Linked DNA regions of Homo sapiens: all the other regions are linked to region 1. Evidence: chromatin loops called from intact Hi-C (ENCODE). Cell type or tissue: IMR-90. All regions are shown on one strand.

Region 1 (4,000 bases):
GTCGGCGCGGCGGTGGGAAAGCAGAGCCGAGCCGGGACTGTCCAGTGGGAGCAGGCGCCCCGGCCAGCGCAGACCTGGAGGCGCACGGGCGCCGCACCGCACGATTCGGCTCGGGGTAGAGCGGAGCCGCAGCCCCACGCGCAGCCCAGGACCCACTCGCCACCGCCGCTTCCTCAGCACCCATGGGGACCAGGAGACTTTAAAGGAGTTTGGGGTTTCGGGAGCAGGGAAATCACGGGTAGGGAGAAGCGGCTTTCTTTGCCTTGGAAACGGTTTTTCTTCATCCGATTGTTTGGATCCTGTGCTGGGTAGGAGGGAGAGGGGTCTTTGGGCTAAAAGTGAACCTCTCTACACACACACGCTCCCACCCACACCCACACACATACACTGCACTGGCTTTCTCCATCCTTCCCCTGCCTCTTTGTTAGGTTATTTTAGACAGAGCAGCCTCGCCCTGGCGCAGTCCCATTGGCCCTGATGGGGACAAGGCAAGAGAAGTAAGGGGCAGAGTGCACCTGCCTGTGAGGGCAGGTGTGCCCGGGTGCTTGGGCGTACGTGCAACGGCGAGCGTGCAAGCGTGGAGCTGAAATTGTGTACGAATGTGTGGGGTCTAAGTGTGCCAGTGTGTCGTCGCGAAGGTTTGTCATTGTGGGTGTATGTGACATACACCAGTATACCAGGCTGCCAGTGTCTGGACTCCCAAGTGTCCAAAATGTTGCTGGTGTCAAGTGAATGCCTGAGAATGTGTCTGATTGTCATTGTGCGAGCCGCTGTAAGGGGAGGAAGGCAACCTAGTGCAAAACTGGGAGGTGGGCTGGAGAGGGTGGGGACAGAAATGGGAGCTTGCTCCCAGCTCACTGGCCTTAGGCTCCCTTCTCCCTTTCAGCCCACCCCTCGGTCCTTCCTGGGTGTCCGTCTCCCACACTGCCACAGCCAGCACTCTCCTCCCCACCGGGACCCCGCAAGCTCTCCAGCCAGCCTGGGTGTTTTCTTCTGGGAGTTGGACCGAGTTCCCGGAAGGGGTCGGAGGCTGTGTGGTGGCGTCTGCTCTCGCCTGACCTGTGGCGGCTTCTCCGCCCCTCGTACCCCTGGGGAGGCACGGAGGACTCGGCTGGAAAGGGTGACTCCGGTGAGGGCACGTAAGCTAGCCGGCAGGTCCCAGGGGCACTGCACGTCTTGGGGAGGGACACCGAAAGGGGCAGCCCGGACTCTGACGGTGTCTCTGCCTCTCTGTGCCTCCGCAGATCCCCGCTCCTGGCCCTCGCCTCGCCACCTCATTGATGGGCAACCAACTGGACCGCATCACCCACCTCAACTACAGCGAGTTGCCCACAGGGGACCCGTCGGGGATTGAAAAGGACGAACTGCGGGTCGGGGTTGCCTACTTCTTCTCGGATGATGAGGAAGACCTGGACGAACGCGGGCAGCCCGACAAGTTTGGCGTGAAGGCCCCCCCGGGTTGCACCCCCTGCCCGGAGAGCCCCAGCCGCCACCACCACCACCTGCTGCACCAGCTGGTCCTCAACGAGACTCAGTTTTCCGCCTTTCGGGGCCAGGAATGCATCTTTTCCAAAGTGAGCGGTGGCCCTCAGGGCGCCGACCTAAGCGTCTACGCGGTCACCGCGCTGCCAGCGCTCTGCGAACCCGGCGACCTGCTGGAGCTGCTGTGGCTGCAGCCCGCGCCGGAGCCGCCCGCGCCCGCCCCGCACTGGGCCGTCTACGTGGGCGGCGGGCAGATCATCCACCTGCACCAAGGCGAGATCCGCCAGGACAGCCTGTATGAGGCGGGCGCGGCCAACGTGGGCCGGGTGGTGAATAGCTGGTACCGCTACCGCCCGCTGGTGGCCGAGCTGGTGGTGCAGAACGCCTGCGGCCACCTGGGCCTCAAGAGCGAGGAGATCTGCTGGACGAACTCGGAGAGCTTCGCCGCCTGGTGCCGCTTTGGCAAGCGGGAGTTCAAGGCGGGAGGGGAGGTGCCGGCAGGCACGCAGCCCCCGCAGCAGCAGTACTATCTCAAGGTGCACCTGGGAGAGAACAAGGTCCACACCGCCAGGTTTCACAGCCTGGAAGACCTCATCCGCGAGAAGCGCCGTATCGACGCCAGCGGCCGCCTGCGAGTGCTCCAGGAGCTCGCCGACCTCGTGGACGACAAGGAGTAGCCGCCTAGGGGCTGCCGGCCCCTCTGCCTCCCCCGCACCTCGCTCCCTTCCCTTCCCCGCACCCGGACTTCGCAGTCAGCGGTTCTCAACCTCTGCCCCGCCCCGCCACGCGCGTCCGCCGCCGGTGGCCCGGGCCCGGGCTGCACCCCCGCATCCCCAAGCCAGCGGCAGGAAGTCTCAGGAACTGCCCCAGGGCCGAAAGGGCGCCGCTGCGAGCGCCTGGCTGACAGCCACAGCGGTGGTGACGGTGCTGGGAGACCCCGCGTGCGCTTTCCCCTTGAGATGTAAACCGGGAACGGGGAAGGGGCTGAGGGGAGAAAGGACATGGCCTTCCCCGCGAGTCCATGGCCAGTGACTGTGGCCCGACTCGAAAACAACCCTCTTCTCAAAAGGGACCATCACCGCCCCGAGCGTGCGCACACAGACCGGTCGGAGGCGAGAACTGGTCTCTACAGGGCACAGTTCAGCTCCTCTGTGGATGCGTCCCCAGATCGCAGGATTTCCAAGAAATCGAGCCTGTCCCTTGTGCACTTGGGAATAATTCCCCAAGACAGCACTTCGGGATTCCGGGTTATCCTGAGGCTGCCCGGGACTTTTCCAGCTCTCCAGCCCCAGGTCTCCTGACATTGTGTTCCAGGCTGCGGGCTAAGCCAGACAGTGTTTGCCTCCGGTTCTTTCCACCGTGGGAAGCGAACGCCACCCCCACCCGCCTTTGCCTGCGAGTCTCCCTCGCTGGCAGAAGGGAAGCCGGCCCGGTCCCGGGAGGAAGATGGCGCTGCGAATTCGGTGAGGACAGCCGGCCCCGCCCCCGACAAGGAGCTCGCTCGTTCACCTGGTGTCTGGGAACTTGAATGTGTGAAGGGCGCTTATTGTTCTGAACCCTTGATTGCTCCCTCCTCGGGCTGCATTTCAAAAATAGTCATATTTTTAAAGGAGTTGGAGGAGAGGGAGGGGGAGGACATGGCACCATTCCAGAAACCAGCATTGTTACAACACCATAGCCAGTATATTTAGTTTGGCTTTTCCTAACATAGAAATCTTCAAAGCTGGGGAAGTGGAAATAAAGTTTTAAAAATGAGAGAGCAGTTTTCCAACTATGTCAACAAAGCCTATCGTGTTGATGTTTTTATTGACCATTTTAGCAACAGGCTAATAAAATTTCAAATTGAAATTTTTATTTTCATGGCTTTAATCCATGATAGTTTAAATACTGGGGGCCATTAAGAGTGGATGTAGCTAAGAGCTTAGCTAACATTGCCTTTTCACTCTATTTTTCTCAGATATTGTAAGCATTCTGTTTTTCAATATTGTAGTTAATTTTTTGGCTTTCAACAGCAGCCCTAGTAATGGTGGAGTTGTTAATTAATGTGTATATTGTACTGAATTTCTGTCAGTTAAGGGGTTCACTGCTTTGGTGGAAATTGGTGGAAATTGCTAGCAGGTTCCACGATGTTTATTTTTTTCTCCATGTTGTATATCATTACCATTTCACATACGCGTTTCTATTTTTCTTCCTCTCCTCCTGATCTCCTTAAAAATGAATCTAGAGTTGGTGGCTTTTTCCCCCTCCTCTTTGGCCAGTTCCACAGTTCAGTTCTTCCTGAAAACAGGGATGATGAACTTGTAGGATCAGGACAAATGTGTGTTTTTCAAAAACTTAAGGCTGGGTGTGAAACACCTTCTGTGGACAAGGATTTGTAAACTTCTCTCCTCCCTCCAGCTGCGGCCCCAGCCTAACTGATAGTTACTTGATTCAGTGTGCTAGACACTTAAATAGCATCTATGTCTCTTTCAAGGGAATTTGTCAAATAATGCTGTTTAGCTAATTGTTGCAAGCAATT
Region 2 (4,000 bases), 210 kb before region 1:
TTTGGGGTCAAAACCTTGGGAATGAAGGGTGGTAGAGAGAACTAGAATACCATTTGACCCAGCCATCCCATTACTGGGTATATACCCAAAGGATTATAAGTCATGCTGCTATAAAGACACATGCACATGTATGTTTATTGAGGCACTATTCACAATAGCAAAGACTTGGAACCAACCCAAATGTCCAACAATGATAGACTGGATTAAGAAAATGCGGCACATATACACCATGGAATACTATGCAGCCATAAAAAAGGATGAGTTCATGTCCTTTGTAGGGACATGGATGAAGCTGGAAACCATCATTCTCAGCAAACTATCGCAAGGACAAAAAACCAAACACCGCATGTTCTCACTCATAGGTGGGAATTGAACAATGAGAACACATGGACACAGGAAGGGGAACATCACACACTGGGGCCTGTTGTGGGGTGGGGGGAGGAGGGATAGCATTGGGAGATATACCTAATGTTAAATGATGAGTTAATGGGTGCAGCACACAAACATGGCACATGTATACATATGTGACAAACCTGCACGTTGTGCACATGTACCCTAAAACTTAAAGTATAATAAAAAAAAAAAGAAAAGAAAACCTTAAATAAGTTTAGAGGATCTCAAAGCTGAGAAAGTTTCTCTCTCCTTGGGCTATGGCCTGCAAATATCACAAACCACTTAGCTACTGGGTAGAGCAGCAACAGCTACAGGAAGACCTGAAGAAACTATCTTTGAGTCTCCTGCAGTGCCAACTGTCACAGGGGAGCATCTGAAAGTGTCTGAAGTGCAAGCAGATGAGAAGAGCCCTCCAGGTTGGAATAGGAAGGAGACAGAGTATGTTACAACTGGAGACCATGGTGAATCAGGCCAGCAGACAATATAGCTCTCTCAGGAGCAGGGCTGATGATCAAGACCTGGCAGGATGAGACACAGCTCAGTAGTGGTCTGCAAAAATACACAATGGGCTGGGACTACATGCCCACCTCCCATCCTACCCTGTCCCCACTCCAGGCCAAGAGCTTCCAAACCCTGATACTGCCACAGGAAAAAGAAGGAAGCGGGAGGAACTGAGATAAATGGGTTTGATGAAGTAGTTACTTAAATGAGATTAGATTTTGGAAAATTTACCTTAACTTGTGAGATTTAGTTTTCTGCACCGGAAAAAAAAAAAGGGTGGATCATGAGCCAAGCTGAATCAGATATTGAGAAATATAAAGATATTCTTTGTGTACTCTGAACTTCACGTTCAGTTTTAAAGATAAATACATTGAAGACAGGGCTGGAGGGTGTGCCTCTGAATTTAAATACAGTTTGGGATGAAACTAGATCTCCACTCTTGATTTTAATTACTATCTTAAACCAAAAGGGATAATTTCCAGAATCACCATGGAATGGTTTGGAGCATTTAAAGAAGGAAGCATTTTGCCAATACATTTCCTTTGGATGTGATGAATCCTGCACTGCCACAGCCAAGTTGTGTGAATAAAGCCAAAACCAAAATCTCTAAATAATGTGTTCCTTTCCTTAATCCCCATCTATTTGGACACACGTCTATGTGCATTCAAATTGGCATCAGAATACTTGCAAGGCTTTACTCTCATTTGAAACAGTTGAGATATACTACCTAGATACACAGGCAGCATACTATGGCCATTTAGCAAGAAGGCTTTAGAGTTAGCTTGACAGGGGCCAAATCCTCAGTCTATAATTTATTAGATTTGTAATCTTAGGCAAATTCTTTAAATTCAGTGTGCCCCAGTTTCCCTTTTTTATAAAGTAAAAATAATTGTAGTATTTATCTCATGAGTTGTCATAAATCTCAAGCCAACATTTATATACATGGGCATGTATAAAGGAGTGAGTTCTCCATCATTTCAAATATTCAAGTTTAGGCTGGACAGCCACATGGTGGGGGTGTTGCATTGGACTGAATAACTGCTGAGATCCTTTCCAAATATGACTATCCTTTAGAAAAGAAGGTCCAGTGCCAAAGAACAAAATTCACTTTGAGATAAACCCAACTGATGGCTCTCATTTTGAAAAGGAGGCCAAAGACACACAAACTATTTCAAACTAAGATAGAAATAGGCCAAGTCGCCTTGCTGTTGACTCAGCAGCCAGAGAATCACGGAGAGTATGCTGGAGTTAAAGTCAGGAGAACTGGGCTGGAGTCCCAGTGCTGCTCTTGGCTGTGTGGTCATGGGTTAGTTAGGTAATGGATGTGGTTTGCAGTTTCTTCATTTCTAAAATGGGTGTACAAGTTTTTTTTTTATTATTTTCCCTCAAAAAGTATTCATGAAGATTAAATGAGCCAATGTAAAATTGCTTTGAAAATGGTAAATCACAGTATAAATACAGGTATTATCATTTGAAGAGCTCAAATTACACTACATTACACTATACATCATTAGTTCTGAAAATAACATACATAACCTCAAACCCTGGCTGAGAATAAGCTATTACTTTAAATATCATGTTGGGTATAGAAGCTGAAAAAACTGCCACTTTGTAGATTCCTGCATATTTTCTCAACTACTCAAGAGTGGAGACTTTAATTTACCTTTAAGGCAGGTAATGACTTTATTTTGGGGAAAAACAGAAAACACAGAACCATGCCATATATTTATGCAATATAAGTTAGGTCTTACTTGCTGTTTTTAGGAAGCCAGAGGTCATCTTCCACCTGAATACTGATGTCTTAGACCCAGAACTTCTCTGTTTCTCCTCTATAAAAATGAGATGTATCTTTTATCAAAGATTTTCTCTACAGATTTTCACTCAAATATTTATGGAACCTCCTCTCTATGCCAGGAGAGTTAGAGTGTTAAAAAGTCTGACCTACTCCTAATGGTGTTCACCAGTTACTACAGGAGACAGAAAAAATAAGCAACAATTACACAAATAATTAATGATGATAAATGTATGAAGGACAATGAGTCAGTGAAAAGTACTATGAGGATCTGTAAGAAGAGGACCGATAAATGTGGAGTTAGGATGAATTTAAGTGAGGAAAGAATATTTAACCTGAGTCTGGAAAGATAAACAGAACTGACCCAGCTGGGAGACACCAGGTGAAAGCAGAATATTCTGGGAAATATTTTTTATTGTCTCTGTGAAAATGAATGTTATTTTGTCTGGGTTTAGACTATGGCGTCTATAAATAATTTCTTATTCTTAGAGGGTTTTGTATGTTCTTTTCTGGGTAGATGGTATCAGGAGTAGCACACTGAGATGGAAAGGACTTTAGTAAGGTGAAGGCTATTACACCATAATTTTTCTCTTATCCTGGAAAAGGTGCTGTGAAAAGAATAAGATGAGGCTCAATATTGACTGGACATGAGACACTTCATATGTGGCATTGTGGAGTGTAGTCTTGTTAGGTTGATTATATTAATAGCTTCACTTGGTGCCTGTCCAAAGGCAAGATTACTCTCTAAGACTGGATTTTTATCTTAAGTAAGAGGACAATTCAATTGTATCATCTTGTGAAAAGGCTGATGCTGGGACAGGAAATGAAGACTCGCATTTTGCACCTTTAACTAGAGTGTAGTCTGGCTTTAAACTTGGACTTAAAATTACGATGACCAGATGTGACTGTTTTGAGTTGTTCTCTGTGATGTACTGTCCTTCTTCTCCAAACTTTCAATATACTTCTTACTAAAATGCAAAGCCTGACCTCAGCTGTGCACCTTGAATCAATGGAAATTTCTCTTCCATACTTGGGAAGGTGTGTGGACAGGAGGAGAGTCAGCCTCTGGGGCCTAGAGCAGTGGCAAGAGCAGCATCACCCCCAGGAGCCAAGTGTGCCCAGCAACACAGTGATCATGCATCAGTCCAAACATAGTGACAATGTTGAAATTTGCCTGAGCCCTGAGCTCCTGTAAAACAGGGGTCCCCAACCCCCAGGCCATGGACTGGTACCAGTCTTTGGCCTGTTAGGAACTGGTCTGCACAGCAGAAAGTGAGCAGTGGGCGAGTGAGGATTACCACCTGAGCTCAGCCT
Region 3 (4,000 bases), 120 kb after region 1:
ATGAGAAGACATGGAGGAAACAAAAATACACGTTACTAAGTGAAAGAAGTCAATCTGAAAAGGCTGCGTACTATATAATTCCAACTGCAACATTCTGGAAGAGGCAAAACTATGGAGACAGTAAAAAGATCAGTGGTTGCCAGATTTGTGGGGAGAGATAAACAGGTGAAGCATAGGAAATTTGTAGAGCAGTGAAAATACTCTGTATGATACTATACTGTAGATACATGTCATTATATGTTTGTCTAAACCCACAGAACATTAACATTAACATGAACCCTGATGTAAACTATGAACTGTAGGTAATAATGGTGTGACAGTGTAGGTCCATCCATTGCAACAAAAGTGCACACTGGTGGGGGTTGTTGATAGCTGGGGAGGCTGTACATGTGTAGAGGCAGAGAGTGTGTGGGAAATCTCTGCACCTTCCACCTAATTTTGCTGTGAGCCTAAAACTGCTCTGAAAAATAAAGTCCATTAAAACAAAAACAGAAACATAAAACAGCTCTCCAGGCATACAGGTTTGAGAACCACATCCTGAGTCGTTTTACATATATAAACTCGAATACTCAAGATCAGTCTGAAAAGTGTTTATTATTCAATTTTATAAGTAAGGAAAGCCAAGCTTTAAAAGGTTAAATAACTTGCCCAAGATCACACAACTAGTGATTGGAAAAGTGAGACTCAAACTCAAGCCTACCTTTTACCAAGCCCATGCGCCTTCTCCTGGGCTGCTTCAGGCAAGGGAAAAAAATCTCCCAGTGTCACAGTGAGGCAGTTCTTGTACTCAGAAGAGGCCATGGAAAATTTTTGCTTAAGAAAAGGGAAAACAGCTCCTGTTATGTGGCTGGAGGTGGGTGGAAAGCATCTAAACAATTTTCAGAACATGATAACTCTGTTTCATGCTTCAGCAGGATAAAAATGGCTGGGCAGAAATTTACCAAACTTTTAGCAGAAAAAAAAAAATCACCTTTGGGCTCAGAACTAGTCTGATAAATTCCAGCCTAAAGGGTGAGTCAAAGAATGCTGAAATGTGCTGAGACAGACTTACGAAAAAAGACTCTGCAATGATAACTATGGCAAAGCCAGTGCTGTCGGACAAGTAGCCTGGTCTCAGAGGTCAGATTGGCCAGAAGAAAAATTAAAAGCTCCCTCCAGCTTTCGGTTTCTATGTATACACTGTTAACTGGCCTTGTCTGGGAAGAAGTTTGTCTCCTTTGCTTACTGAGTCCTACAGGAAACAAAAGTGGGCCTGGTGGGACTTGTTTGTCAGAAAGAATACTAAATGCCTTAGTAGACATTTTAAAATGAAGAGCAGTTTCTTTTTGCCTTTGTGTCCTCATAGCTGAGCTCCCACATATCAGTAAGAACACACAATGTTTGGTTTTCCATTCCTGAGTTACCTCACTTAGAATAATAGTCTCCAATCTCATCTAGGTCATTGCAAATTCTGTTAATCTATTCCTTTTTATGGCTGAGTGGTATTCCATCATATATACATACCACAGTTTCTTTATCCACTCAGTCATTGATTGATGGGCATTTGTTGTTAACTAGCAACCCAGGAAGCCATAAGTTTTCAAAGTACATTCAAATTCTTTGAAATTAGAAATACTACTGTCTTTACCAAACTTTGGAAACTGGGTGCTGAGAACAAAGTGGTACGTTTGCTTTTTCGTACATGACATTATGTAGTAGGATGGTACACAAGCATTTTTTTTTTCTTGGTAACCAGAGGAATGTCAACGAAGTCTATTTTAATGAGTGAACAATCTCATCTTGACTGACTGACTCATCTGCTGGTTGCAACATGTCCACACATCCCACAAGACCTCTGAAAACACTGAGTGAGTCAGGGAGGATGCAGAAGCTCCAATGTGAGGGTGTCTGCAGCTGCCTGGGAACAGCAGCCAGGGCAGAAGGAATGGACACCACCCCCGACCCCATCCTCATATGCCACTGAAGGGCTCCTGAAGAGTTCAGATGGTTGGCCTCAGAGATTGTGCTCAGGGTGTATGGATTTGCTGGGGCTGCTGAAACAAAGCACCATACCCTGGGAGGCTTTCAAAGCAGAAACCTGTCTCGCAGTTCTGGAGGCGGGAAGCCTGAGATCAAGATGTCTGCAGCTCATTTCCTCCTGAGGCTGTGAGAAAGCCTCTGCCACAGGCCTCTCCCCTCATCCCGCAGGCCTCTCCCCTCACCGTGGTCACGGCGGTCTTTGGCATCACTGGCTTCTGCTCTAACACCATGATGACTGCCTTGGTCTTTACAAAGCATTGTCCCTGAGTGCATGCCTGTCTCCAAATTTCCTATTTCTGGGGACACCAGTCATGCTGAGTTAAATCTAGTGTGACCGTAAACTAACTTTCCTAATTATATCTGCAAAGACCCTATTTCCAAACAAGGTCACATCTGACGTTCTGGGGGTTAGAAGAACTTCAACATAAGAATTTGGAGGGTACACAATTCAATCCCATAACCAACTGGGACTGTCCTTTCAACCAATTCCCCAGGTGATCATGTCAACCTGGTTAGATAACCACTATCTTAGAGTAGAAGCCTCACCCTTTGGTAAACTCATCTCCATCACAGAAAGAAATTAAAACACATGCACACACAAAACATATGCCTTTTGTTCCCCTTACTCCTCTCTTACCACCCAAATAACTCAGTTTTGCTTTGCTCAACTTACTTTCTTAGACCAAAAGAGAAAGAAAAGAAGATTGGGGGTTGAGGTGTTTACAGAAGGCGATTATGAAGGGGGAACATATTCAGGAGGGCATCCAAACCCATCTCTGCTGGCTCCCCACTGTGGCTGCAGTAAGATCCAGAGATCACAGTCCCCAAGAGGGGATTTTATATTGGATAATGTTCAAGGTCTGTGAAAGTTTGTTCTTGTCCCTAAAGATGTTTGCTATTCCAAACATCAAATAAAATTGAACACCCATATATAACATGTTTTCCTCTGTGAGAAATCCAAAGAAATGGCACCTGCTCCTACAGCCACTTGACGTACATTTAATTTTCTTGGGAAAGGGCACAGCCAAAACCAAAATACTTAACGTGTGCATGTAAAACAGCATGGAAGTGCTATGAACTTGATGACCAATGAGGAGGAAAAGGAGACAATTTACAACTCTTATTAAGAGCATCATAAATGTTTGCTCCAAACAAAAATCAGAACCTTTTTTACAAGTTAAAGGTAAGTTTCTAGCCAAGAAAAAAAATACATGAATATCTACAAACTGAGGAGTTCTCTACACACTCTGTATGTTACAAACATTTGTGTTTTGTCTAAAAGAGGTAGTTACATATGTGGGGGGTGGATAGTGCTACGCAGAATTCTGGGTCGTGAACAATCCAGGCTACACATAAGCCAGAGTGATCTTTGAAAATGCAAATCAAATCATGTTGCCTTCCTGGTCAGCAACTGTGAAGTGTTTCAATTCCACTAGGAATGAAGTCCAAAGCCCTTGCCAAACCTGGACCTGACTAATTGACTACCTTCCACCCCATGGGATTAGGATAAGGAGGGAAGCTGCAGAAGTACACCTATAAGAGAACAACAGCAGAGGCAAGGGGGCTCTTCTCAATTGATTATAAGAATCCTCACAATAGAAGAGTACACCATCATTGCAAAAGGAGTCCAGCAAATGCCTCTTCAAGGGAGACTGCCATGCTTTTCCCACTTCACTCACCAAAGCCAGGATTGGGGTAAGGCAAGAGAGATGCCTAGGGTGTAAAATTTAAGGAGATGCTCTCAGAGTCCTGCAAGTGCTTCTGTAGATTTCGCATGCTAGGTGCCTCTCTTGCCTTACCCTAGCCCCAGCCCGAACCCCATCAAGCATAATAGAGATGCTATAGTTAATTACATTTGATTTAGATCAGCTGCCCTACCACACACCCAGCTGGCTTCTGACGTAGCCTGAGCCAGCCTCTGTAAAGGGAACAGAGATGACTCAGGACCAGAGTTTGAACTGACAAGCTTATGATCTGACAA
Region 4 (4,000 bases), 200 kb after region 1:
ACTCATGATTAACCCCTGGAGTTGGAGATACATTTGCCCTCCCCTGGGTCAGTAAACACCCAGAAAAAATTGGTTTTGCAAGTTAGGAAGAAGAGCAGCATTGTTGGATGTTGCACAAACCGAATAAATATCCATCAAAAGTCCTAATATCTACATCTTAAAAAATTGTAGGATAACCCACCAGGTTTGCGAACGACTGTCCTAAACTCAGGGTTGGCTGCTGGAGCATTTGTTGCCTTCGTGTAAATGAGTAGAAGAAACCCCTCCTGGAACCAGAGCCTTGTGAGCGTGCAGCTGTGAGTAGAGGGCAGCTTTGCATGAATGAAAAACAAAGCCCCTTCCAATCCATCCCCAAATCAGGGATGAGGGTTTGTGCCTGCTTGTTGAGCAGAGCAAGGGCTAAGGTTTAGTTTTTCAACTCTCCTCCCCACTGTGTCCAGTGGTGTGCTGATAACTGTCTGACAGCCAGCTCCTTGATTTACACAGTTTGCCCATTTCTGTGGTATAAATATTGCCACCATGGCCAATTTTAAGCTACTGAGTTCATATCACTGAATGTGGAGCTGGGAAGTGAGGCTCATAATCAGCTCTCACAAGAGGTATAAGCCAGCCCCAGGACACCATTGCCCACGGCCTGGAAGCCACCATGTGAAGACCACAGCCTGCAAAGCCAACTACAGTAGCCCTACCTGAAATCATGCTTTGTGCCACATGGGGAAAACTACCAAAATAAAACCTATTATAAAATTGGTGAGTCGTTTCTGTTTTGTTTTTTTCAAAATGAGTCCTAAACACAAACTCTAAAAATAATTGCATTTCAAACATCATGCCTTTAAATCGTCATTTCAGAACTCTCATCTTATTTGAAATTATACAACATTTGAAAGCTAATAATGGACAGAAACTTCCTGTTTTAAGTAACTCAATGATCATTACTATAATTTATTACTCATTCGTGGGGATAAAATAATATATTAAAAAAGTAGAATCCAGAAAAGGCTAAGTAAGGAATGGAAATAATGTCAAAGAAAACTATTATATCTTTGAATTGTGTTGAAGCACAAAATTTATTTTAGAAAATTTCTATTCCTGACACTACTTAATAATGCAGGGGAAGGCTAAGCAATATATTACATAGTCATGCAATTTTTCTTTGCCTCAGATGCTTACTTTGTATTGTTTTATATAAATGTTGGAATGCTCCTTCTTTAAATTATTATTTGCATGGAGACCAAAATCAAGGAAGCTAGTGCAGCCTAGTGGTTAGAAGCATCATTTCTTATGTAAAGCTGCTTTCGATGAAGCCCTAGCTCTACTACCCGCCAATAGTATAATCCTGTTCCCAGTCACTTCACTTCTCTTAACTCTAGTACCCTCATGGGTAACATGAAGATAATACCAATGCTTATATCGTAGGGCTTAAAAGAAGTGTAAGTGAAATAATAATTCATATCTGTGCTCCACATCATGCCTGGTGCATTGTAGATACTCCATAGACATTAGACATGAAATAGTCACATGGGGACAGACCTGGAATCAAAAGCCTGTAAACTTCTTTCTAGCCAATCAGTCAATGACTCATGACAGCTACACTTTAGGCATCACTCAGAGTGAAGGAAATCAGGAAGTGCTAGTGATCGAGTAGTCTGGGTCAGGCCTAGAATGAGAGATCTGCTATTGTTTTATTTCAAGGTCATGGCTGTGTGTTTTCACCTATGTATTTCTTCCTCCTCTTTCCCCCACCCTCCACCCTTCTCTAATTCCCAGAGGGTTTGTATCACCTGCACCCCAGGCTCTCATGGTGTATTCAGTCACCCATTTAGAACTTAAACAGAGAAGGAGCACCTGGCTAAATAGCAAAAGGACAGACCCCTATGTATGTTTGCTTTTTATTTGTTTTACTTTGTTGGTACAAGTGTTTTTTGTTTGTTTGTTTTTATGTTTGTTCTTTTCTCACAAAGACCAGGTAGAGCAGGCTGAGTAAGGAATGGGAAGAAGTAGAAGGTGAACTTAGGTAGGGAAGGATGACAGACAGTCCTTGATCCAATAGTGGGAGAAAGAAGTATCTTCCATTATAAAATTCAGGGATCTGTGAGCAGGCTGACTCAGAGCTATGCTTCACCCACTAAGAACCACTCCTCCTACTCTCTGTGCCATCGCTCCACCATTTATGGACAACACCCTTTCAATGATCCCAGCCTCCTGGGATACTCTACCAGAGGGAAAGTGGATAGGCAGCCTCTGAGGGGATAGCCACTACTGAAATAGGACTGCCTAGAACCAGCTGGGAAGTTTTCTGTGAGTCATGACTGTGGCGAATACATCTCCCGTTACATGCATATTATTGCATGGATTCTACACTAGGGTTTCTCGACCTTGGCATTGTTCACATTTTGACTTTGTTGTTTGGAGCTGTTTTGTGCTTTGTGGTAGCTTCTGCTCCCCATTTGTGACAAGCAAAACTGTTTCTGGATGTTGCCAAATGTCCCATGGAAGGCAAAATTGTTCCAGGTGAGAACCACTGTTCTATACCATAACCTCGTTGGATAGTTATGACTCCCATGGCACAGAAGAAGAGACTGAAATGCAGGTATTCAGAAGGTTGCCCAAGGTCCCAGAACTAGTGAATAGCAGACATTGTCTAAAGCACGTATTTCTTTACCATTCTGCCTCTTGTTTTGAGGCTTCAAAGTCTATCTCAGAATCTTTAAGACTGTAGGAACTTCATAAACATTTGTTAAATTAATCAAAAATTAGTGAACACAATAACCCTCCACATTAATTCTCTAGCCTCTAGCTCTCCATCAAAGTAAATAAGCAGAAAGTTAAGGCTTAGTAACAGGACCCACTGAGATTGAAAGCAGTCATATGCAGCCAAGTCCATACCGATACATAATGGACTCCCACTTGCCAGGGCAGGGTTGGGGGGTTCCAAGTTACATGAGGTTATTCTGAAACTATAGATAACGGATCAGAGATCACATGTGACAGATCTTGGACAATGTGTATAAATTTCTCTGAGACTCATCTAGAAATATTTCTCATCTATAAAGTATTCCTACCTCATGCTGTTATAGTGAGGACTAGAAATATGTTAGGTAAAGTATCTGTGACAGAGCCTGGTACATACGTGATCAATAAGTAAAAACTCTTACTGTCATTATTATCACTATTCATTTCATAAACAGTCTGTATATCTGTACCAGATAAATCAAAGAACAGTAGGATACTGTCTCCTTATTCCTTATATAAGCTAAGATTCTGAATCATTTATGTGCGTATTACAATTCTTAAGAATAAGAAAAAGCCTTGGACTGGGAGGTAGGAGACCTGGATTCTAGTCCTGACCCTAATTAGCTATATGACTTTGAATATGTCAACTGACCCCCGAGACTGTTTCATCATCTGAAACAGTATTTACAAGATTAAGCTACACGATATCTCAAATTTTTTCTAAATCACTTGTTCTTTGAAATGTGAATGCAAAATGATCATCTGCTATTTTCTAGACCTTTGTTCTTTGAATCCACATATATGAAGGACTATTTTCTGCAATATTACAAGAACAGTCTCCTCAAAGCCATTTCAGTGAATTACTACAGAATTCAGATTAGAGCTGTAAAAATCAATAATCAAGTCACCAAACATATAAGTTAGCGATCATGACTTGATTATATCTCTGCATGGCAAATAACTTGGATTTAAATATTTATGATTTTGCAGCCAGTTTAGGAATCTGGTCTTTCTGTCATGTATTGAATAAAAATAATCAATGGAAAATAATAGCTCCCATCAAGTTGTAGTCAAAATGAATGTTGAATAGCCTAACTGCAGACACAGCAGACTTATTTAAAAAATCAATCTTCCAACATAAAGCCGAAATTTATAAATACTGAACAACCCCATCTTTGCTGTGGAATCACATTTATATAATGCTGTGTAACACATCTGCCTCTGCACCTATGTTTGTGGCATTGTCTCCATTTTGAGTGCTCTCTCA
Region 5 (4,000 bases), 410 kb after region 1:
ACCCTTGCCCTTGGTCCAGGAGGTGGCCTTCACAGGGGCTGCTCTCCTTCAGACTTTGCTACCCATAAATCCCAGTGCTCGCACTTGTCCCTAAGTCATTCCGTGACAGTTAATCCAAAGGCCCCATCGTACATTGCCTAATCCCTGATGGTTGAGGTTATCTCTGCCTTCCTGTGCGGTAAAATCAGTTTACTTTTTTCCTCTTTCATCAGTTTGTTTGCATTGAGCTACTGCCTAATTAAACTTTCCTCTCCAGCTTCATCCCCTCAAATCTAACCTACACATCACTGGCAGATTAAATTCACCAAAGCTCAACTGTGATCACATCAGCCCCTACCCACAATCCTTCAATAGGAGCTCCCCTTTGCACAAGGTTACTCTCTATTCCAATATTCACATCACTCTTCATTCAAGCCAGACGGAGCTACCTTGTGTCCCCTGAGGAGAGAGCACATCTCACCACTATTGGGAGTTTTGGTCCACATTTATGGAGGCAGGGAGAGCTGAGTCCCATGGGGGAGGCTCAAGGACCACCTCAGGAATAGAAGAAGTGAGCCAGTATCCATGAGAACATCTGAGGTCTCTCTCCCAAGGGAGTCGGTAGCCACAGACCAGGGCCAACAACTGCAAATTCTGAGATTCAGGAGCATTTTGTTCACCCACATCTGTTCTCTACATTTGTGTCTTTTTCCAGAAAAACCATTACAAGAGAAACAGCTGCAGGGTGGGAGTGCCTGAAGGATGAAGTGGCAGGATCCCATTCTGTAGCATGTGGAGGAGTCCCCAAGGGGGAGAGTGGCAACTGAAAGGGAAACAAACCAGGCCAAATGCCTGGGGAGGGCCGGCAGGAAAAGTCAGCCAGGGACAGACAAATGGTCCTGTGGCTCAGATGTGGGGCAGGCTATCCAGTGCTGGGAATTATCTCAGGACAGCAGTAAGTACTCTTTGTACACCAGTTGAAAAAGCAAACAGATACTGAACAAGTGAAGAAATCTTCCGCCACTCTACCCGGCAGCTGTCCAGTGCTTGTTTCCATAGCATCTGGGCCTCTGCACCATCTGCACTGTGAGAAACGTTAGCCACCTTGCTTCCAAGGGCTCTGCCGGCTTTGGTGTTCTATTTTTTTCTTTTCTTTTTTTCCCTTTTCTCTACTACATGGAAATAAGGCCTGGGAGGATGGGGCCATTTTCAGGCTTGAGAGCACACGTTCCCAAGTAGGCTTTGGAGCAGACTTCGTCTTAGCGAGTCAAAGTGAAGTGAGAAATGAAGGTGATACGTGTTTGTGCTTCACATGTTCCTCTATTTGCTTTCAACATGGACAATATTTAATAGCACATGCAGCTTCTAAATCCTCCTGATATTTCTGGAACTGAGGATTGCTGGAGGCCTCATGTAAAAACGGAGTCCAAATTGGTTTCTTTTGTAAGAAAGGCAATGGCAAGGAAGGAGGCAAACCTAGGTGGCCAGTGGCCTTTCCCCTCCGTTCTTCTCTGCCTGTAAGTGCGTAATTGCCATCCTCAGAGCAAGAAATGCAAAGAGATGTCAAGGGTAGTTTGAACCCCAAAAGTGACAACGTCATGTGCTGGCTTGGAGCTAAGCATTGGGCAGTAATGACCATAATTTAGTCTGGTTTCTACTTATTATTACAGAGGCTGTTAACTGTAACAGAAGAATGAAAATTGCTGGGAGAAGGAAGTAGAGAAACAAAATCGATCCAGGAAATTGGAAAATAAGTGAAATGAACAACAATCAGGCTAAAATAACTACCAGGAAAGGAGAGAGAAGAAAGGGCACACCAAGGGCTTAGGTAGAAATTCACAGGAAGCCCATTGGCGAGGTCTTCTTTGCATCTCTTCTGAGGGATGACCCAGACTGAAACTAGCATATTCCCTGTGTGTTCTCAATGAGAGATGAGGATGGCAGGGCTGTGAAGACACTCTGCCCCCTTTCTTAGAGGAGAAATCATTCACTGCCAGGTCCAAGGGAAGATAGACACCCAAAAGAGCCCTGGCTGCCTGCCTAACAGGACTCAAATCCATAAATGGAGAGATTCTGGAATCTTCACACACCAATTAATAACTAAATTTGGCAAAACCACAGCCCATGACTTAAACCAGAAAGCAGCAGTCTTTTGCAGTAAAAGGCCAGCTAGTATATATTTCAGACTTCGGTCTGATGCAATGACTTTGCATGGTTCCTGATGCAACGACTTGACTCTGCCTTGTAGTAAGAAGGCAGCCATACACAACAACATTAACAAGCGGCTGTGGCTGCCAGCCAGTAAAACTTGCTTTACAAAAACAGGCAGTAGGTCACATTTGGTTCATGAGCCATAGTTCTCCAACCCCCGATTTACATAATAATAACAAATCCTACTTAACGGCACTTTACCATTTACACAGCACCCTTCCTCGCTTAGTCACTGGGTCATCTCTGTAATCTGTGAGGAGGCAGAGTAGGAGTCACTAGACTCATCTGACAGATGAGGAATTGGAGGTTACACAAGGTCACACAGCCTGTGGGCACCAAAAACCGGGACATTGCCTCCCTGTGCGTCTTGGACCCCTGCACGTTTAGCTTGGCTCCTAGTCCTGCTGCCTCCACCTTCCAAGGATCTCAGGCTGAGCTGTGCCACTTCCATTATCCCTGTCTCTGTCCTAGCCCATCTTGTCTTTCATAGGAAATTTCTAACAGTCAGGTTTGAGCATGTCACATTTCTGCTAAAAGCCCATCCATATCCATCCATGACCTGCAAGCTAAGGTCCAACCATCTTGGCCAGGACACAGGACTGTCCTGGCTCTGGCATCTGCCTGACTCTTCGCCCCTTGCTGTGATTTCCTAAACCTCAGTAATTTTAAACAGCATCACATGCCTCCAAGTGCTATGGTAAGCCTGAGCCTTTGCCTTCACTTGCTGTGCCAGAAAGTCTAATCCTGCCCTCTCCCCCTTAATCACACCAGGATTTCTTTGCTAAGGAGGCCTTGAAGGTTTAAGGGATTAAAATGTTCCCAGCAATTAGAAAACCTGGGTTCTAAGTCTAGCTCTGCCAGGAACCAGTGGGCCTCTACCAGTGAGCCCACCCTCAGCACTCAACTCAGCATCTCACCTTGGAGGGTGCCTTCTGACTCATCCCCACACTAGCCTGCCAGGGCTCCCGGGGATTGTAAAAAGCCCTGCTCTGTCTGTTGCCTGAAAACTTGATGCATTCGGGCAGAGATCCTCTTAGTAACCTTTCTATTCCCAAGCACATGGGCCAGTACCTGGTACAGAGCAGACGAATAATGAATGCTGATTGACTGGATGGATAAATGAATGAATCAATGAATGAAGTTCATAGAAGAGAAAACAAATTTTCACATGGACTTTTACTAATAAAGGGTTAGGCTGAACAGAGAGAAAACTTAAAAACTTTTTTTTTTTTGCTTAAATATACAATTTAGACAATTCCCCAGTTGTGCTTCCAATTACTTAGATTCTAAATGACAGAATTTGCATTCTGTAAGACTACCTGCTAATATGCTGATGCTGCCTGATTTGCAGGTAAGTAGCAGGGAAAGGTCTTTGCATGGCTGAGTTCTCTCACATTGATAAAGAATCAGCGACAGCTGACTTGACAATGAACTCCCAGCTCAGAAACCCCCCGGTCCAATTATTTCAGCTATACTCAAGCCTATTGACATTACACACACAGAAGAATGAACAGCAAAACCTATTAATGAGGTTTTTCATAAGATAGAAAAATAAACACAATCTGCAGGAAAGCATACTGACAAGGGGCTCAGCAGAGTATAGAATTAAGATTTCACAAAACAACTAGAATGTCAGGGTTCTTTCCTAGAGTGGCCATGGAACATGAGGAGACTCTATGAGTTGAAACTCCAAAGTCTTTGACCTGACTCAGATCTCTGCAAGTCACTTAGATAAGACTCTGTTTTCTCCTCTGCATAATGGGGGTTATAATCTATGCTCTGCTCACCTCACAGAATGGTTGTGAGGGTT
Region 6 (4,000 bases), 940 kb after region 1:
GAAAATCTTTAAAAACTTTCCTGGCCAGGCACAGTGGCTCATACCTGTAACCCCAGCACTTTGGGAGGCCGAGGCAGGTGGATCACCTGAGGTCAGGAGTTCGAGACCAGCCTGGCCAACATGGCGAAACCCCATCTCTACTAAATATACAAAAATTAGCTGGGCGTGGTGGCAGGTGCCTGTAATCCCAGCTACTAGGGAGGCTGAGGCAGGGAGAACTGCTTGAACCCAGGAGGTGGAGGTTGTGGTGAGCTGAGAGCACGACACTGCACTCCAGCCTGGGTGACAGAGCGAGACTCCATCTCAAAAACAAAACAAAACAAAACTGTTTCCTGGCCGAGACAAGATGGGAGGTTGGTCATGCCTCAGTGTGTCCCCTTCCTCACTAACCACTACTTAAGAGTTAAACAGAAACCAGCCCTGGAAAGCAAAGAACAGAAAACTTCTCCACTGACATCAACTTCAACCAGTTGCTTGGTGTCTCAGCCAGACTCTCCTCCCTTTTCAAGATTTTGACATGACAGCTGACCAAAGCACCCCTTCCATTGAAGGAATGACCGTCCACCATGGAAGGGTTCTGGCCAGTTTACACAGACTGTGCACAAAGCAGCTTCATGTCCTACATTTCCTTTTGACATATGGAGTCTAATATTACTGCATTTTAATGATACATCTCCACTGCAAAGTCAACATGGGATGTATGTAACATATATGTTTGCTTATCACACTCATGTGTGATCCCCCTTTCATTAATATTCCTAACTCCTATAACCTGTCAAATATGTATGTTCAGCCAACCCATTTAGCATAAAACTCCTGTCTACCCTTCCTCCCTCAAAGTTCCAGCTTTTTTTTTTTTTTTTTTGAGACAGGGTCTCACTGTGTCACCCAGGCTGGAGCGCAGTGGCACCATCATGGCTCAATGCAGCCTCGACCTCCTGAGCTCAAGTGGTTCTCCTGAGTAGCTGGAACTACAGGCACACACCACCACACCCAGCTAATTTTTGTTTTTGTTTTGTTTTGTTTTGTTTTTTTGGTGGAGACAGGGTCTCACCATGTTGCCCATGCTGAGCAAATTCGTGGGCTCAAGCAATCCACGTGCCTTGGCCTCCCAAAGTGCTGAGAGTACAGGCATGAGCCACCGTACCCAGCCTAAAGTGCAGGCTTTGATCTCAGCCAGAGGCTCCACTTCCCAGCCTGAAGGTTGCAAGCAATCATAAGAAATAAAGTTTTCCATTCCAAATGTATAGAGCTTAAGACTTTAAGTGGACATAATTAATTTAAGCCAGTTCCAAGGGCCTGACTGCCCTTGCACACTGACTGAAAGGGAAGTCCCTGTCTCTCTAGGGCTGAATTTTGGACTGGGAGACACAAACTGAGATGTCCCTGTGGACACCGCTGTCACTGTAGTCTTCCAGTTCTTTTGTGCTAGTACCCACAGCTAAGGGAGAAAGTTTCTCTCTTTCTCCTGATTGAAACCATTCCCTTCACCCATCGTAATTCCTTCTTTCTTCTCTGAAGCTGGGCTTAATCTTGGGCATCCTTGTGCAGATTCCCTCTTTACTAGCGATGTCCCCTCAGCCTGTGAACACACTCAAGTTTCTCTCATGACTAAAAAAACTGGCCAGGCATGATGCCTCATGCCTGTAATCCCAGCACTTTTGAAGTCCAAGGCAGGTGGATTGTTGAGCCCAGGAGTTCAAGGCCAGCCTAGGCAACATGGCAAAGCCCCGTCTCTACAGAAAAATACAAAAACATTAGCTGGGTGTGGTGGCACGTACCTGTGATTCCAGCTACATGTGAGGCTGAGGTAGGAGGCTCACTTGTACCCAGGAGGTAAAGACTGCAGTCATCTAAGATTGTGCCACTGTACTCCAGCCTGGGCAACGGAGCAAGACTGTCTCAAAAATAAAAAATAAAAAAATGAAGCCATCCCTTGACCCCCACATCCATCCTGCATTTCCATCTAGTTTATTTTCACCTCATCCAAACTTCTTACAACAGGAGTCTATGCTCACTAGTAGTCTCTTCTCATTTAGCCCTTAACCTACTATAACCTGGGTTCTAATTACTCCACTAACGTGTCCAACATATAATGCTAATCATCCCATAAATTTCCAGAATGTCTATACTCTTGGTTTCTGTAATAACAGACTCTTCGAATTGTCCTTATAGTTCTGACTTTACTTGCATCCTCTAGGGCCTTCTCCCTGTTCTCTGCACCACACTGCCCCCTAGTGCTTGGGTTCTCTACACCTTGTTACTACAACAGTGCTGCTCAGACCAGTGGCTTTGGCATCACGAGGAGCTTGTTAGGGATGTATCTCAGGCCCGTCCCAGACCTGCTGAGTCCATATCTGCATTTTAACAGAATCCCCAGGTGATGTTCATGCACAGCAAAGGGTGAGAAGCAGCTCCACGACTCAGTCCTCACTCCCTGCTCTTCTCTTTTCTGGGTGAGCTCATCAATTCCCAGGGTCACTACCTATTTGTTGAGGTTTCTCAAATCTCTATCTCAACCCAAAGTACTTCCTCCAGGTTTCAGTCTCACATAGCAGACTACTTGCTGGCCATGATATTCACACAGAACTCAACAGACCCGTGCCTACCAACCAGCTGCCCCTCCTGTAATCTATTTTTCCCAGCTGATGCTAATATCACTCACCCAGTTATCCATACTGAAACCTGCGCATTGCACTAACGCCTTTCTTCCTCTCATTACTCTCCCTTCACTCTCCCCCTCTACCCCCATTAAATTCAACAAGTCATCAAATCCTGGCATGTTAATGGTATTTCTCTTACCTGTCCTCTCCTGCCTGACACAATTTCTTTGTCCTCATTCAAGTTTCAATTACATCTTATATATACTGCTGCAATAACAGCCTTGTAATTGTGCCTACACAGATATGTTCTTCACACAATCACCAGGAAGAGTTTTATAAAATGGAAATACGATCATCTCACTGTCTTGCTTAATATCTGTCCCACCCACCACAGTGGTTCTCAAATCATGGTCCCTGGACCAGGAGTATTAGCATGGTACTCACAAGTTGCCTGGGAACCTGTGAGAACTGCAAATGATGGGTCTAGCCCCAGATCTCTGAATCAGAAAGTCTAAGGAGGAGGTTCCTACATCCTGTTTTAACAAGCTCCAGGTGATTCTGGTGCACACTGAAGGCTGAGGCCCGCTGACCTCCCAGAGTAAACCTTGATCAGCAAACATTTCCCCCGATACAGCTCAGGTCCAAACTCTTTAGCATTATTTCTGTCTACTTTTCAATTTTGAACTTGACATGTGAGGAATGGAGGAATATTTTTTATTTCTATGTATGGTAACCAATCTTCAAAATGACACCCCTGCCCCATTCCCCAGCCTCCTAGTGTCCATGCACTTATGCAGTGCCTTCCACATTGAACAGGGCTGGCCTGTGTAACCAGCAGGATAGTGTGGAAATGATGGTGTGAGACTTCAGAGGTTACAGCAACCTCTCTCTTGAATCAGTTGCTGGGGGTAGACACCTGCCATGAGTGACGACACTCAAGAACCCCATGGAGAGGTCCAGGTGCTGAAAAACTGAGGTCTTCTGTCAGCCAGCACTAACTCACCAGGTGCATGAGGGAGCCTGCTCACAAGTGGATCCTTCAGCCCTGGTTGACATCTTGACTGCAGCCTCATGAGAGATTCTAAGCCAAAACCATCGTAATAAGTCATTCCTGGATTTCTGACCCACAGAAACAATGTAAGATAATCAATATTTTTGTTTTAAGCCACTAAGTTCTGGTGTGGTTGTAATGCAGCATTGGATGATTAATACATCAGGGTACACCATCCTGTTTCTTGCCACTGTGTAAGTCTCCATGCTGTCCCCTCTACCTGAAAAGCTTCCCCTCCTTTCTTCCCCCATAAGCCCCTCTTCATCTAATTAAATTCAATCCACCTTTTAATATTCATCTGAGATATTATCTTCTCCAAAATCCCTTCTCTGACCCTTCCAGACTG
Region 7 (4,000 bases), 1.4 Mb before region 1:
TAAGCCTGTAATCCCAGAACTTTGGGAGGCTAAGTTGGGCAGATCACTTGAAGTCAGGGGTTCGAGAGACCAACTTGAGCAACATGGTGAGACCCTGTCTCTACTATTAAAAAAAAAAGAAAAATTAGCCTGGCCTGGTGACACATGCCTGCAGTCCCAGCTACTGGGAAGCTGAGACAAGAGAATCAGTTGAACCCAGGAGGTAGAGGTTGCAGTGAGTCAAGATCACAGCACTGCACTCCAGCCTGGGCAACAGAGTGAGACTCCACCTCAAAAAAAAAAAAAAATCCACTACACTCGATGAACAGATAAAAGAGTGTAATTTTGTGAGTGTGCATTTGTGCAAATGTGTGTCGGGGTGGAGTAGGTTGTTTTGAATTCCCTCTTTTATTTCAGCTGATTTTTGAAATTATTTTTTATTTACAGAACTCCAGGAATAAACTATATAATTAAAATTATAAAAAGAACAAGTCTTAAAATAAAAGTATTCTTAAAGCCTGAGCTTTCCTGCTTGTCTAAAGCCATTATTTTCTCTGACTTTCTGATCTTTTCAATCTTTCAATGTGTATTTCCCCCCACTAAAAACTGCTTTTTCCTATAATATTTCTCTTTCTCCCAAATCCATCCTTAATCCTTTGCTCTTCTAATGTTTGTTATTCTTTTAGATTTCAGCACAGGCGTCACTTTTTCAGGATTTTCTGAACTAATAAAATGTTCTTTATTAAACATTCTCATACATATATATTTCATGTTCTGGCATTTACCACAGTTCTATCTTTACACTTATAATTATTTATTTATGTTTATTTCCTAAAACATTAGCTTCATGTGGGAACTCACCATGTTTTCCCTACTCCAAGACTAATGTCTTGCACAAAGGGTACAGTAATCCCTCCTTATCCTTGGATATATGCTCCAAGACACCCAGTGGATGCCAGAATAGTACCATAAATAGTATTGAACCCTATATGCACTATGCTTTTCCCCGTACATACTTATGATAAAGTTTAATATGTAAATTAGGCACAATAAGAGATCAACAATAACTAGTAACAAAATGGAATAATTACAACATATTATTATAACAATTACGTGACTATGGTGTATCTTTCTCTCTCTCATAATATCTTCTTTTACTGTACAGCAGTAACTGAAACCCTGAAAAACAAAACCCTTGATAAGCAGAGACTGCCGTACTATTTTTAATCACTTGCTGAATAAATAAATAAAAACACATGTTATAATTACCTAAATGTTTCTTTGCTAAATTAATAGTTTTTTCTGAATTGAAATTCTTGTTTTATTTGGTTTGTATATATTTAGTGAAGGAGTAGATAGGTAGTGTTAAATTAAATGTGGCCTAATGCCTCTTCTCTTGAATCAATTTGTAGCAAACTGCAGCCTAATTTTAAGAATATAATCTTGTAACAAGTAGCTGTGTCTCAGTCGCTTACATGAGATAAGCTTCAGCCAATCACAGGCTGCCAACTGCTCAGGCCATGTCCATATAAGGCAAATGCCTCATCACACCCTGCATAAAGAAAGTCAACACTCAGCTGCAACCAACCACACAAGCTATATACGTATATGCTTCCTTGTTTCGTTTATAAATACTGCCTTCCCATGCGCTGGGGGGAGCTGTCTGAACCTCTCATGGTTCTTTGTGCTGTTTGATTCATAAATTTGCTAAAATAGGCTTTGCTAAATTTATTTTGTCTAAAGCCTTTCTTTTAACAGTAGATATAACTGTACACAAAATACAGTAGTTTATTTTCTCAACTTTAATATTTTTCTGTGCTAAAAGTTATCAATATTTCTAGTCAATAATAAAAAAGTTATGCTATTGGATATTCAATATCCAATGTGTATGCAAGTTATGAATACACTTAAATGCATCTTATTTGAACTTACACATTTTTATGGCATATATATATATATAGTATGCACCACGAAATATAGTAATCATATGCCCTTTTATTTTGTTCATTTAGATAACGAAATACTTTAATAAAAAATAACCTATGACATCTTTACAGAATTCCTATGGAATTGTTTGGACAGGAGAATATATTCATTTTCAAAAAGAGGCTAGTGATGCTCAGGACGATTAAGTAACTAGCCAAAGGTTATGCAGCTTCTAAAAACAAAATGCTTTTTCAGAAAGTGTGGGTACAATTGAACTCTTTTTAGTTCTGTCAAATTTCTCTCTTTATCATGTACCTGTAGTTTCAGATGCATTAGTGGCTACTTTGGCTTTCATGCCTAGAGGAGCATCATCTGTTGCAGGCAGGATGGGTAGAGGGTCCAGCAGCCTCTTGTCTTCCTGCCTGATTCTTCAGTATTTATCTGCCAAATCGAATTACCACAAGAGGGCACAATGACCTATGAAACATTCTCTCCCTATGCTTTCTGTTTCAAATTGATTCAAAATAGGAGAGATGGAGAAAAAAAGAAAAGGCAAAGAATACTTTTAAGTAATTAATTTCTAACTATTTTTTAATCCTGGCATTGTAGGCATGCTGATCAGAAATTTAAAGAACTTCTACTCATTAGGCTAGACAAACATATGTCCTGCACTGATTTGACATATCTAGAAAGATTCATCATAAACACATTTATTAATGAACATTTTATGAACTTTTACACGCCGAAGATGCTTTCATGTAGTTACCACGAAGGTCTACGTTTGGCTTAGAGGAAGCACAACTGAAATATTCTTTCCTTTTTTTTCAGTCCCATACACACTCTGGTGTCAAGCTCAGTACTCCTATTTACTGGGAGTCCTTCCTTAATGGTATCAGACCTACGAATTACTTTTTCCTCTTCATGGGCATTAAAAAATCTCATTATTTGCCTTTTTTCTCACTCATATGTTGAGTCAATTTTAGGTGTTAAATTCTGCACTGGGATGGGGATGATGCAACTTTCAGACAATGGCTTGGATGAACTCAAAGACTAGCAGAGAGGAGAGAAAAGTAATCTTTATACAAAGAAGGAGGACTTATTCGTGATTCTTATTTTACAGATGAGATAACTCCCTCATGAGTTTAAGTAATTCCTCAAAACCACACCAATGACAATTTGACTTTAAAACCCATGATTTTTTTTCTTCCAACACTCTGATAAGGTCATGGATTTTTAATTTGCTTTCAGCCTTTTGAGGATCGTCACAGATCCTCAAGTAGTTTGCATTAAATGCAACAGAAGTGTATCAACAACTAATTTGTATACATTATTATTTGATTTAATTTTCGGTACATTAAATATTTTGAGAAATGCCATTATGATAAGTAACAAATTCACTTTTACTCTTGATGTGAGATGGAACTATATATAGAATTACTGAGAAACAAAAAATTTGCAAATTTATTTATGCAAAACAACATCATTGACCGAAATTCAGAAAGTATTTTTAGTTATTTACTCTTTGTGATGAACTGTGCTATGAGAGCTAAATAGAGAATAGATTAAATGAATGTGGTGATCAACCACTAGGAAGACTTCACAGACGATGTTCTTTCTGATAGAAAGTTTTTAAGGCTTTGGAAGAAACTCTTCTGTAAAGAGAGTTAAGACAATTCCAAGGAGCAAACTTGGTATGAGAAATGACATCCAGATGAGGACTTAAAATGAGTAATGATATATTTGTGCAATTTACAATAACTGGTAGTTAGATTAATTTACAAAATAGGCAAGTACTTGAAAATAATGATTATTCATCAAATATTTGTTTTTACCTAAATATTATTAGATAACATATAAATAATAAAAAAACAACTTCGCTTGTCTCAAGAAAATTTATATACATAAAATATAAACATATGTACTATGATAGTATGAAAATATAGTTTTAACCAACTTCTTCATATACATATCTACATTAGATTTCAGGAAAGAAATAAGTTACAATGAAATTAAAATAAAATAATGTATCTGAATAGTAAATAATAGGTCAAGATACAAAGTTGTTTGAAACATTTGTAGGACAAGACCTTTAAAA

The links. Hi-C counts contacts between places; a loop is a spot of excess contacts. Peaks named below come from ENCODE experiments on the same cell type or tissue, not always from the same donor. Only the 100,000 strongest peaks of a DNase experiment are listed, where the experiment ranks them.
Region 2: a loop joins it to region 1, with 2.7 times the contacts of the local background. A loop is called at or near these places in 14 of 110 quality-filtered maps.
Region 3: a loop joins it to region 1, with 2.1 times the contacts of the local background. A loop is called at or near these places in 2 of 110 quality-filtered maps.
Region 4: it touches region 1 in a loop (4-fold over the local background); 5 of 110 quality-filtered maps call a loop at or near these places.
Region 5: it touches region 1 in a loop (4-fold over the local background); 3 of 110 quality-filtered maps call a loop at or near these places.
Region 6: a loop joins it to region 1, with 8 times the contacts of the local background. A loop is called at or near these places in 16 of 110 quality-filtered maps.
Region 7: a loop joins it to region 1, with 6 times the contacts of the local background. A loop is called at or near these places in 4 of 110 quality-filtered maps.

Annotation. Positions count from the first base shown.
Region 1 is chr2:14,632,700-14,636,699 of GRCh38, forward strand. It overlaps LRATD1 (LRAT domain containing 1), which reads left to right and starts at 18. Exons shown (of 2, transcript NM_145175.4): 1 at 18-238; 2 at 1,245-4,000. The coding sequence starts at 1,281. The coding sequence ends at 2,159. In IMR-90, a CTCF peak has its summit at 1,867 (motif pointing left); no DNase peak of the experiment used is centred here; H3K4me3 peaks cover 1,728 bases; H3K27me3 peaks cover 1,926 bases.
Region 2 is chr2:14,426,234-14,430,233 of GRCh38, forward strand. No RefSeq gene overlaps it. Among named protein-coding and RNA genes, the nearest start is that of LINC00276, 27 kb to the left of the region's middle. In IMR-90, a CTCF peak has its summit at 1,915; no DNase peak of the experiment used is centred here.
Region 3 is chr2:14,755,327-14,759,326 of GRCh38, forward strand. No RefSeq gene overlaps it. Among named protein-coding and RNA genes, the nearest start is that of LRATD1, 120 kb to the left of the region's middle. In IMR-90, no CTCF peak of the experiment used is centred here; a DNase peak (open chromatin) is centred at 1,805; H3K27ac peaks cover 485 bases.
Region 4 is chr2:14,830,392-14,834,391 of GRCh38, forward strand. It overlaps a transcript of NBAS not described here. Among named protein-coding and RNA genes, the nearest start is that of LRATD1, 200 kb to the left of the region's middle. In IMR-90, no CTCF peak of the experiment used is centred here; no DNase peak of the experiment used is centred here.
Region 5 is chr2:15,040,721-15,044,720 of GRCh38, forward strand. It overlaps a transcript of NBAS not described here. Among named protein-coding and RNA genes, the nearest start is that of LRATD1, 410 kb to the left of the region's middle. RefSeq lists enhancers at 1,954-2,454, 2,455-2,955 and silencers at 2,331-2,531, 3,005-3,299. In IMR-90, no CTCF peak of the experiment used is centred here; DNase peaks (open chromatin) are centred at 981 and 2,291; H3K27ac peaks cover 2,341 bases.
Region 6 is chr2:15,575,046-15,579,045 of GRCh38, forward strand. No RefSeq gene overlaps it. Among named protein-coding and RNA genes, the nearest start is that of DDX1, 15 kb to the right of the region's middle. In IMR-90, a CTCF peak has its summit at 2,233 (motif pointing left); a DNase peak (open chromatin) is centred at 2,256.
Region 7 is chr2:13,191,753-13,195,752 of GRCh38, forward strand. The region is part of intron 1 of LOC105373436 (a long non-coding RNA gene); the gene reads left to right. All of the region lies in intron 1 of LOC105373484 (a long non-coding RNA gene), which reads left to right. Among named protein-coding and RNA genes, the nearest start is that of MIR3125, 460 kb to the left of the region's middle. In IMR-90, a CTCF peak has its summit at 2,373 (motif pointing right); no DNase peak of the experiment used is centred here.